Linked DNA regions of Mus musculus: region 2 is linked to region 1. The links are chromatin contacts, found by Hi-C or POLR2A ChIA-PET in ENCODE. All regions are on one chromosome and are shown on one strand. The core of a region is the stretch at or near the end of the contact, and the rest is flanking DNA. Distances in the headings are between cores, read along the strand shown.

Region 1 (6,057 bases), core at 1,840-4,339:
TGGCCTTGAACTTGCCATTCTTCTACTTAGCCTCTGCATAGCAGGGATAACAAGTCTGTGCCTCTATGCCTATCCTCTTTCCTAACTCTATATTGGACCTTGAGCCAATGTCTAAACCTATCTGTGAAATGGGGAGTGCCAGCAGTTCTTAGAGGGCTGCTGCCCAGAGAGCAGCTTTTTCCTCGGGAACCACTGCATAAGGGTGTGGTATCCATGCTGGTAATAGAGTCACAGCTGTGTGCTGTGAGCCTGCTCCAATGCAACCTGAGCCTGGAACTGGTGCAGGTGCACACTCAGAAAGAGCAGCTAGCCTGCTCTCTGCACCAGTTTGGCCAGTGTATAGCTCCATGAGCAGGTTCTGGTTCCAAGCAAAGATGAGACTCCCCTAGTGACAGATTAGTTAGAGGGGCACCTAGCAATGCACTGGGATCTAGCCAGCCAGATGGGACTGTGGCAAAGAGGGACGGAGGAGGACCTGAAACACAGGTGTCCAGTGAAAGGCAGTGACCTCCTAGGGTGGAGACCTCAGGTGAAGAGATGTTCCAGACTTGGGCAGCTCTTAGAGTGTGCCAGGACTGGGTGCCAGTGCATCTGTGACAAGAGGCAGAGATGGATCCTAACAGCGCAGGTGTGAAGCCAGGCATCCATACAGTGTGTCCATTCCTCCTCTCATCTGGCATTCCCTGAGCCTACCAGGATCTGTCACAGGTTTCAACACCAAACAGAAACCAAAGCCGATGAGACCCCACTCTTGGAGAAAGTGAATTCCAGTAGCTATGGTCTGAGAGATTAGGTAACCTGAGGGAGAAAGAACCAGGCATCATTCAGTGAGAGCGGTGTCAGAGGGATACAGGCAGAGTGAAGAACAACCACAAAGCCTCGCTCGCCCTCAGCCCCAGGCTGGTGCTCAGCTCCAGGAGGGAGGTCAGAGCAGAAGCTGACTGAGGAGTGAGGTTTTTAACCTTTATCTGTGTGATTCAGAAGTTGCTGGAGGGCCCTGAGCAGCAAAGGGAGGGATCTGGCTGGTCACTTGAGGGACCAGACACACTGTGGAGCAGAGTCCAGGCAGGAGTGAGGTGATGGCTAGGTCAGGAGCTAGCTGAGCATGAGCTGAGACAGGACAGCCTGTGTTCAGAACACTACTCTTTCAACCTCCAGCCACTATGGCAGGCAGCCTGTACTACCCTCCTCACAGTGAAGGACACCAGAACTCAGAAACTGAGGCCATATGGCAAAGAGGCAGATTCAGAAATCCAGCTCAGCCCCTTCCCAGAGCTCTAACTAGCACTACTTGCATTTGTGGGTCATGGTATGCTGAGCCTTGTACCCATTCGTAAGCACTTGGCATATGCTTCAGTGCCTGGCACAGAGTGGGGGCTTCATAAATAGGTTTTAGATAGAGTAAGTGGAAAAGGGAGGGGTGATAGATGGGCAGATATAAAGAGGTAGAAGGATGGATGGATGGATGGATGGATGGATGGATGGATGAATACATAAAGGGATGGGTAGAGACATAAATGAGTGAAGATAAATCAATAAATGGATGGCTGATGCATGGATAAAGAATGGAGAGATGGCTAACGGGATGGATGAATAGGTATGTAGATAAGGGAATTTATGAATGGATGAATGGATGGACGGGTAGCAGAAGAGATGGATGCATGGATAAAGGGTTGGATGGACAAGGAAAGAAATAGGTAAATGGAAGGATAGATATATAGATAAGAGGATGGATAGATGGGTAGAGGGTGGATACATAGATGGACAGATGGATGGATGGATGTTGGATGGAGGAGTGGGTTGATAGGTGGATATATAGATGACTGTATGGGTATATGGATAGATAGATGAATGGCTGTATGGACAGATAGAAGGAAGCATGGATAGATGAAGGGACACATGAAGTGAATAGCAAAGTGTAGCTTCACAGCCTGTTCTGCAGAGGGCACCAGGAGGTGGGTATTAGTCTGTGGCTGGGGGGGGGTTGGCATCAGGGGTAGCTTTCTTTGTGGCAAGAATGAGTGCTGGTCTCAGCTGAAAGGTTGATGGTGACATGGGCCTAAGTTGGCTGGCATAGGTTGACTGGAATACTGGAATGGGGTTGAATCAGCAGCTGCATGAGGTAGTGGGGGGACCTAGAGCAGATGCAGGAGCGCCAGGGTGGACCCTGAGGATGTAGGAGGGATGTCTTGGTCCAGCGGCATGGAGTCCATGCTGCCCAGCCTGGTTCTGCAGCCGAGGCTGCTGTGTGTGTGTGTGTGTGTGTGTGTGTGTGTGTGTGTGTGTGTGTGTGTGTGTGCCTGCCATGAGGCTCTAGCTTGGCACAGTCCAAACCCCTCTCCCCTGGCAGCACAGCCGACAACCTTCCTCCCCCGCTTCCCCCGACCTTCCCTGACTGCCCAGAACCAACGGGTTAATTAGATAACGGAGCCTTTGATTAGCGGGGGAGGGGGAGGCCACCCCCTGGCCGAGCTAGCTGGGAGGGGGGAGTTGAGTGAGGGTGGAGGGAAGGAGGAAGGGAGCGCCCTCCCCGCTGGAAGGAGAGAAAGAAGGAGGGAGGGGGCGGGGAGGGAGCGAGCTGGGCTCTGCACTGCCGTGTGACTAGAAATTGTAATCGCAGAGAAAGGGAGCAAGGCAGAGCTGGGAGAGAGACAAGGAGGCAGGCCCCAGGACAGACAGACGGACAGTGGGAACCTGACTGAGCCAGGCTCCCAGCAATGACAGACTGACAGGGACAGTGGAGGAGGAGGACAGACCGACAAGAGGTCTGGGGGTCCTCGGGGAGACAAGACAGAGTCGGGGAGCTGGGGAGAGGGGCAGAGGCTGTGTCTGTGAGTGAAGAGAAAGGAAGCTGGTGTTGGGGGGAGTAAAGTGGGGGACACAGGACCACAGGAGGCAAGGGCTTGCTCGTGTGGTGGCCAAGAGAAAAAGGCCAGGCTCCCCTAGAGGGTGGGGAGGGCGACAGACGGGGGGGGGTGCAGGGAGACCCAAGAAGCCCCTGCGCCCCCCCCCTCAGCACAAGCTCAACGGGAAGCAGTAGGAAGCTGGGGTGGCAGGGCCCCGGGCAACTGCAGGCATGTGGAGGGGGGGGCCTGGGGCACAGAGAGAAGGCCATCGGAAGCCAAGCCGCCAGGGTGAGTGTCCCTCAGAGTGTGTGCTCTGGGAGCGGGGAGACAAGGACAAGGAGATGGTGGTGGCAGGAGAGGCGGGAGGGGAGGGAGGGGAGCTGCTACTGCAGAAGCCTCGACGGGGTGTGCACTGGCAGCCTTGGTGGGGGAGGAGACCCGGGCGCTGGCCTGGGGGATGGTGGGCTCGGTGAGCACAGACCCTTGGCTGGTCGTTGCCAGAGTATCAGGAAGTGGGGATCGTGGAGCCGAGTGGACTGAGGAGAAAGCTCCCTGGCCACATGTGTGGGAACAAAGGCCCCCGGCCCCTGCCGAGGCAAGCTAGTGAAGGCAGCGTGTGGTGGCCAGCCCTGAGGCGGTGGGGGGGTGGGGGGGTTCTGCCTCTCTGTCTTTCTGTCTATCTCTCGGTCTCTCGTGCCTCCGCTTCTCTGATCCTGTCAGTCTCTGCTCCTGGGTCCATCTCTCCATCTCCGTCTTTTTGTCTATTTCTCTGTTTCTGCCTCTCTGTCACGGTCTCTGTCCCTTGGCCTCTGTCTATCTCTGTGCCGGTTTTTGTCTTTGTCTTTTCCCCCCCTTTTCTATCTTTGTCTCTGTTTCCGTGCCTCTCACCATCTCTGTCATTTTCTCTTGGTCTGTCTCTCTGTCTCCATCTCTGTTTCTTTTTATCTCTGTCTCCATCTCTGTCTCCATTTCCAGCCCTGCCTTCACACACTTGCTCCAATACACGGCGGCGGCACACATATTTCTATCTGGGTTAAAATCTTGGAGGCTACAGGAGTGTGTGTGTGTGTGTGTGTGTGTGTGTGTGTGTGTGTGTGTGTGTGTGCTTGCTCGCGCGCTCGCGTGCTTGCGCGCTCATGCGCACCTGCATGGGGGGCAGGCAGCCCTGTGTCCATGGATTAGAGAGGCCGTGTGTGAGGGTGTGTCTGTCTCTGCTGTTTGTGTGAGTGGGTGGGTGATCATGTTTATGGGGACCCCTCTCCCCCTACTGCCCCCCCGTTTCAGGGGATTCTATGTGTGTGAGCACTCAGGGGTGCCATGTGGAGGGACCATTGGGAGCCAGAGGGTAAGTCCTGAGGCCAGACCCCCTCTGCCACCCAGTGGGCCTTGACAAGGCACAAAATCCAGCAGCTTCCGCCCTCCACAGGCAGGAGCGGCTGATGCATAGGAAGGGCGCCTGCTGTGCTGGCTGCAGTCACTGCCCTATCTGCGCGCCATTTGGTTAGCCTGAGTCCCTCCCCCCGGGACTCAGGAAAACAGGGGATAGGATGGGGGGGGGTGTACAATGACCCTGAATTCCTGCATCCCAGACACAGACATGGGGGTCCCTACTGCTCCATCCCCACTCCATCAGCTCCTCAGCCCTGTCCTGCGACAGCCGCTGGCACAGGTCCCGCCACAGGCTGTGTTCCCTTGGAGCACCTGCAATCTTGAGGCCCATGGGCACTGCTATAGTCTCCAACAGGGCCACCACAGGGTGGGGGCACCCCAACAGCCTCCCACCTCCTGCCAGAAACCCAGCTACCTCCTGTCCCCTCTCGATTACCTCTCCTCCAAGTCTAGGACAGGACAGGGCCTGAGTGGAGTGAGGGATGACCCCAGGGTGGGCAGGAGGGCATACAGAGATGGGCCTTCATGTCTGGTTCTGGTGCCCGTACACCTGGACAGAGACCTGCAGGGAGGGATGGAGGGATGGGACGCTGCCTCCCAGGGGACCTGCAACCCGCTTGGTGTGTGATAGGAGTTGATCAGTGTTGCTTTTCACCCCGGCAGAGCCTTTGCCTCATTGTCTGTCTGTCTGTCCCTCTATCTCTACATACTTACCTGTCTAACTGAACTCAATGCAATGACACAACTTAAAAAAAATTTTTTTAACAAACAGTTCTAGGGGTGGAAACAAAGGCCTTGAGCATCCTGGGAATGTGCCCCACCGCCCAGCCACATGTTGACTTTTTAGTTTTGAACGAGGTCTCACTGCATTGCCCAGGTTGGCTCTGGATGTACTCTCTCTAGCCCAGGCCAGTCTGCAACTTTCAATGCTCCTGCCTCGACATCTTGAGCAACTACAAGGGCAGTCCTGCGACCCCAGGCCTGGCAGGACCTAAGTTTGAATCTAGCTGACGTTGCCATTTACTAACCAAGTGACCTTGGGCACAAATGTCCTCTCTCTTGCCTCATTTATCCTTTCTGCAGAATGGCCCAGAGGAGGATGAGGTCTGGCACAGGAAGGCCAAGTCCCTGTAACTTTGGTTCTGAGCAGGGGTAGGGACTTCTGGTGGAACTGAGCCTGATGAAGCTCAGGCAGCCTGAGTCCCTGTTGCTTACTGACCAACACCCTCTCTTCTCCCACAGCCCCCCAGCGTGCCCTCGGAGTATGAACATTGAGGATGGCGCAGGCCCACATCCGCGGCTCCCCGTGCCCCTTGCTGCCGCCTGGTAGGATGTCCTGGCCCCACGGGGCTCTCTTGCTCCTGTGGCTCTTCTCCCCACCCCTGAGGGCTGGTGGGGGCGGTGTGGCCGTGACCTCAGCCGCTGGAGGAGGCTCCCCGCCAGCCACCTCCTGCCCAGCCGCCTGCTCCTGCAGCAACCAGGCCAGCCGGGTGATCTGCACGCGGAGGGAGCTGGCCGAGGTGCCAGCCAGCATCCCTGTCAACACCCGCTACCTGAACCTGCAAGAGAACAGCATCCAGGTGAGCCCGCCTCCGCCGCTGATTGGCCCGTGGGTCAAGGCACAAAGGGTGCAAGCCTCTGCCTCCCTCCTCATCCCTCTCATCCTGGAGTTCCTGGTGTCTGCGCACGGATTCACGTCCTCGCCCCGCCCACCTTTGCGATATATTTCCATGTAGGCTGTGTACGTTTTCCTGGGGTGCCTGTCACACCCCCACACCACAGTACAGGGTGCCTTGAGGTAGCCAGGAGAGGCCCTTCCACT
Region 2 (6,057 bases), core at 891-3,390, 37 kb before region 1:
GTTTTATGAATTTCCTAGGTGCGTCTGGGTCCAATCACGTTGACAATCAAGATCACACATCCATCCCTGTGGTGGGGGAACAGCTCAGTGCACGAAGCCCGCGATGCCCAAGCCTATGAACCAGAGCTCAGACGCAGCCTGAGTGCAGTCGAGTGCACCTGCGGTCTCACACGGCCAGGGAGGGAGAAGCAAGAAGATCCCACAAGCTCTCTGGCCAGCCAGTGTAGCTGAAATGTCAGGCTTCAGATTCAGTAAGAAACCCTGTCTTAAACAAACAAACAAAAACAGACAAGCAAAAAACAAAACAAAAAACCAAGGTGGAAAGCCAGCTGTGGTGGTACATATTTTAAGATTTATTTATCATATGTAAGTACACTGTAGCTGTCTTCAGACACTCCAGAAGAGGGCGTCAGATCTCATTATGGATGGTTGTGAGCCACCATGTGGTTGCTGGGATTTGAACTCAAGACCTTTGGAAGAGCAGTCAGTGCTCTTACCCGCTGAGCCATCTCACCAGCCCGGTACATATCTTTAATTCCAGCACTCCGGTGGCAGAGGCAGACACATATCTGTGAGTTCAAGGCCAGCCAGGGCTACGTAGAAAGACCCTGTCTCAAAAACAAAACAAAGCAGGGTAGAAGGCAATTGAAGAAGACACACAATGTCAAGCTCTGTCTTTCATGTACGTGCTGTGGCATGAAAACACACACACACACAATGTTAAACATGTTAAGTGCATAGAAATATGTCCAATATTGTATATCATCAGCAAATTTCAAATTTTAAAACAATAAACGCCATGCCCAAGGCAACTCTTATAAAGGGAAGCGTTTAACTAGGGGCAAGCATTTTTGAGGGCTAGTTCATTATCATCATGGTGACATTGCACTGGAGCAATAGCCAAGAGCTTTATATCCATAAACAACAGGCAGGGGGTGGGGGAAGGCCTCAAAGGCCAAACCCAGCGACATACCTCCTCCAACAAGGCCACACCTCCTACCCTTTCCCAAAGAGTTTATCAACTGGGGACAAAGCTTGCAAATCAATGGGCCATGGGGCCATTCTCACTCCAACCATCCCAGTCCCAAATCTAACACATCAGTATCACCAAATGCTTGCAAGGATACAAAGTGCCACAGGCACTCCTTTGCTGTGGGTGGGAACGCCAAGTCACAACCTGTTTTTGAAGATACTTTGACCTTTTTCTTACAAGAACTAAGTGCACTCATAGCATCTGGAGCCTCAATCCTGCTTCTTGGCATTAACCCAGAAGAGTTAAAAACATGTTAGAGTGTTTGTAACAGCTCTATTCATTATGACCAGGGCGGAGAGGCAACAGTAACAAAAAATGTATTAGCTACTCTACACTGCTGGGACAAAACTGGGGACCAAAGCAGTTGAAGGAAGGAAGGAAGGAAGGAAGGAAGGAAGGAAGGAAGGAAGGAAGGGAGGGAGGGAGGGAGGGTCCATTGTTACGGTTTGGGAATACAGCAAACCCTGGCAGGGAAGTCTGGGTGGTGGCAGCTTGGAACAGTGAGTCACCTAGATAACCCCTCCCGGGCATGGCTAGAGTCTTATTTCCTTGGTGATTCTAGATCCTGTCAAGATCATCCAACACAACACTATGTTAATGTGGTCTCACCAGTTGAAACAAATGTCTCCTATTGCTATGAGGATATTAATAATAGCGGAAGTTGGGGGGAGGTGTTGAGAGGCGAATGAAACTCTCTGTACTGTCTGTCACTAGACTTTTTTTTTCTAAAAGCTTACAATTGGTAATTTTAAAAATTTTTATTAATAGAAAAGAAAATCATAGATAACAACTGTTAGGCAAAACAAAGATAGGTGTCTAGACCTAGCTAAGGTGTCTACTCTGAGTGGGCACATTTGGTCACATGGTTATAAAAGATAACAATAATGCCATCTTTTGCATGTTTAAGGACTTGAGAACAGGTTCCTGACTTCCTGGACACACGGGTTTCTCCTTTCCGGTTATAGTCCGCAAAGCCTCTGGGTGCTAGCCAGAAGAGAGGGCGCCAATGGCCAGCGGATCTCTGATGATGCCATCAGTCACCAAGGTTTTAAGAGCCAGGCGTTCTTTGGTGTCCTCTAACCGGAGGCGCGGGAACTTGCGTGTAAGAAAGCCAGCCCAGTCAGCTGACTCAGGCCGAATTCCGGTGTCATGGCCGACGCTCCTCGCACTCCCTTGGAGACTCTAAGTCACACTGCCCTGCTCCCTAGAGGAGAGAGGAAAAGTACTGAAAGGAAGCAGCCAAATTCTTTGACATCCAATCAGAAGCAGGCATGAAGCCAAGAGTTGCCCAATCAGATTAGCGGAAATAGCGAAGGAGTCTCCTGGAAGCAGAGTTGCCATGACAACGCGAGTTTCTAGGGTTCTCTGCTTGCGCCTAGCGCTTGGCAACGCATGGCCACCTCCCTGATGAAATGCAGCCAATAAGAGGGACCCATTTTGTGACGTCAGTAGTTGCCAAGCCGGCTTGCAGAAGCACGCGAGCCGCCCCCTCCCCTCAGAAAAACATAGGTTGTTGCGCATGCGCCCATGCTCTCATGGGCTTGTTGGAGACAAAAGGCGGGAAAATGTGTGAGATGAGGAGTGACGTGAGAGGCCAGATAGGGACAGCCAGACCAACTACCCGACTGATTGGTGGCACTCTAAGAAAAGGCTCAGGAAAGTAGGTGGCCTTTTAAAAGTCCCATTGAGGGACAGAAGTACAGAGAGACCATAAGACACAGACTGAGAGAAACAGCTATTCAGGGTCACAGACCTCCCACATGCTCAGCTCACAGGAACCCAAGGCCTAAACTACAGCCAAGGAGAAGCAGGAGGTGACAGGGAGACAATGATAGCATCCGGGAAACATCAGAGGCCAGGAGATGGTGGTTGTACTGAGAAAGGTCAGATGGGGTTGTTAGGAAGATGGAAGGGACAGAGATAGAAGGATGGGTCAGAGTCAGATGGAGGGCCCTGAGGTAGGGTCTGAGGACAGGGTCAGGACAGAGACGAGAAAGGATGGAGTCAGACATGGTATTGATAGGAACAGAGAGGATAGAGTTAAAGGAAGCAGAGAAAGGAACGTGGTGGATGTGTTAGCACCAGACCTGGGACAGCTGAGACAAAGGTTCCCAGGCCAAGATAGAGACAAAGAGCTCTAGGAATAGTGTCCAAGGGAGCACACACAGACTGACAGAACAGACTAAGACCAAGGAGACAATGATAAAGGGGAAGGAGATAAATGAGCAGATATAGAGGAGACGGTGGCAGTCACAGAGACAGGGAAGACAGGCCAGAGGTGATAACGGTGTGGAGGACAGGAATAGAGAAGGTGGCCGTGATAAAAATGGGGGCCATGGTGACAGGCAGAGAGTGAGCAGGGAAAAGACAGGGAAGACGCTGGAGAGCCAAGACAATAGCTGAGGAGTGGGGCAAGACATGGGAGAGGGCAGCAAACTTGGAGAGAGAGACAGAGAAACAGAGACAGAGAGAGGTTGAGAAAAAGGGGAGAGGAAGGAGGAGAGAAGAGAGCAAGGGTGTGGGCAGAGTCAGCAGCAGGTAGCACCTGGTCTAAGAGGTGGGCAGACATCATTGGAAAGAACATGACCCAGGTACACCAGGAAAGATGGACACAAAGAGACGAGTCACAGAGAGGAGGACAATCAGAGAAGAAATGAGACGAGGGTGACAGACAAGAGCAAAATAGTGAGCAGAGAGCAGAGACCCTGGGAGAACAAAATGTGTGTGTGTGTGTGTGTGTGTGTGTGTGTGTCCCAACAAGACCCACCTTTCAGCCTGATGGCAGACCCCTAGATGAACCAAGAATCAGGTGAACCCGAGACTCTTCTCTGAGTCACTTTGGTAAGTTGTCACCTTAATTTGCAGTTGTGATGTGAAAGTTCTCCACCCAGCTTCTAGATTTGTGACAGTATTTCTGATCCTCTGGTCTCTTCCTCCGGCCCACACAGTGATGTGAAGAAGCATGTGGGGAGGGGGAGGGGGAGGGGTGTTTTCTTGTTGATTTATTCACCAAACATTGACTATGTATAATGATATATGTCAGACATTATGGGAACTTTGGAGAGAGCAGGAGATAAAACAAGTGACACTTTTAACCTTGCTGGGGACAGATGAGCACAGAATGTCAACTAGGGTGGGTTAAGAAAAATCAAGCAAAGCTGAGAAGAAGGAGGAATTGAAGTTGCTGATAATGGCTGGCTAGGTGATTCAGACCAGTGTTGCCGCCCAGTAACTAAAAATGCCAGGCAAGGTTTCCCTTTAACTAAGAGTGCTGAAGGTCTCACAGGATGTATCACTGTAACTAAGAAGAAATCAAAGCAGGTTTACCCTGTAGGCATTATACAAATATTTGACCATTTGGACTTTTATTTTCAACTGGATCTTAGAGAATAGGAGATAAAGTCCAGGGCCCTGTACCCACCCAAGGCAGCATTCACATCCAGCTGAGGTAGCAATGGCTGTGCCCTCAGGTACAAAGGGAACCAGAAGTCAGTTGATGGTTGCTTGTGGCTTTAAAGCTGGGCAGGTAGTAGAAAAAGTGATTGCTGTGCAAATGTGAGCATCAGACGTTGGATCCCCAGAATCCACAAAAGCTAAGAGGGCTTCATGGCTGTCTGGAATCCCGGACTCAGGAGACACAGAGAATGGATACTTAGGTCAAGTTAGCTATCAAGAGGAGCCGATCTCTGGGTTCTGTGAAAGACCCTAACCTCAAAAAGCCCTCCATTCTTCAAAATGTAGAGGCGCTGGCTGGATCTAGGCTTTGTTAAGTGACTGCAAGCCTTTTTTTCTAACCATTTGTCTCTAAATTGTGTGTCTGCTGCATGTATGTGTGGGAAGGAAGAACCATGAAGGCCAGAGGTTGGTGTCCACTATATATACATATATATGCAGAATGTGTTCAAATAATAATGGATTGTCCTCTTGTGCATTATGTAATATATATCCATATCCATACCCATATCTACTTATCCAATGACTAGTGTTATAGAGTAAATACCTGCCATTGTTTGGGCCAGTTTATGAAAGTTTAATGTGAACACAGCCGGACTGTACACACTGTTTTGCAACTTGGATTTTTTTTAGCTCTACACTTTGCCTTAGAAATGCATCCAGATGAATTTAAAGACCTCTGTTCCATGTCTTGTAGTAGAGTGGCAGTGGTATCCCAGAAGTCCCTTGTGTTTGGTTTTGTTTTTCCATTTTCTTTTGCTGGACATCTGGGCACTTGGGGGTTTCCTGACAACGATTTGAGCAATGCCGTTGTTAGCATGACTGCTCAGGTTCCCCTAGGACATGTGTGTCTACTCAGGGTCAGGAAAAGAGGTGGAAACACTTGGATGGGCTGGGGGCAGGGTACACACCTGCCATCCCCGCACTCAGGAGGCAGAGGCAAGAAGATCCTAACTGAGAGGCCAGTCTAGACCACATAGTGATACCCTGTCACTAAATGACCATGAATGAATGAATAAATGAAAAAGTACTTCCTTTCTTCCTCTAAAATCATGTATGTGCAGTCTCCATGGACATACATAACCAACACCCAGAGCTGAAAAACCAGAGGGCCTTGAGCAGCATGGACAGACAAGTGTGTGTGCATGCATGAGTGCATAGACATGTGTGTGTGTGTGTGTGTGTGTGTGTGTGTGTGTGTGTGTGTGTGTGTGTGATGTGTGCATGCAAGTGCATGTACATGTGTGTGAGAGTGTGCATGTACAAGTGCATCCATGTGTGTGTGTGCGAGTGAATTCGTGTGTGTGTGTGTGTGTGTGTGTGTGTGTGTGTGTGTGGTCCTGTGTGTATATGTTCTATAACAGCAGCCCCTTCTGTCATACTGTGAGCAGCAGGACCCCAGTGCTCACTGTGGTAGGTCAGAGAGAGTGAGTATTTTTCTTGCTCAAGTAATTGAAGATCTCCAGACTCTGATCAGCTTCAGGAACGGTTGCATCAAGCAGGCAGCTGAACACTGCCATCCAGCAACTAAAGCTCAGGAAGAAGGATTGGAAGTTAAGTTCAAGGCCTGG

What was found. A loop is a pair of places that touch in the nucleus more often than their neighbours do. ChIA-PET counts read pairs that join two places held with the same protein, here RNA polymerase II (POLR2A).
Region 2: a loop to region 1 is called in a map of left cerebral cortex, with 2.2 times the contacts of the local background. The contact joins the enhancer-like site here to the promoter of Lrrc4b in region 1. A Hi-C loop is called at or near these places in 3 of 37 maps with a recorded cell type or tissue (T-helper 17 cell and left cerebral cortex). POLR2A ChIA-PET finds 5 or more read pairs at or near these places in 2 of 5 experiments (both embryonic stem cell).

What each region holds. Positions count from the first base shown.
Region 1 is chr7:44,439,398-44,445,454 of GRCm38, forward strand. It overlaps Lrrc4b (leucine rich repeat containing 4B), which reads left to right and starts at 3,090. Exons shown (of 3, transcript NM_198250.1): 1 at 3,090-3,134; 2 at 5,478-5,815. The coding sequence starts at 5,513.
Region 2 is chr7:44,403,496-44,409,552 of GRCm38, forward strand. No RefSeq gene overlaps it. Among named protein-coding and RNA genes, the nearest start is that of Syt3, 22 kb to the left of the region's middle. Within about 2 kb of position 2,141, at least 1 of the 3 ENCODE cell types and tissues checked has a DNase peak (open chromatin) inside an H3K27ac peak, as active enhancers do.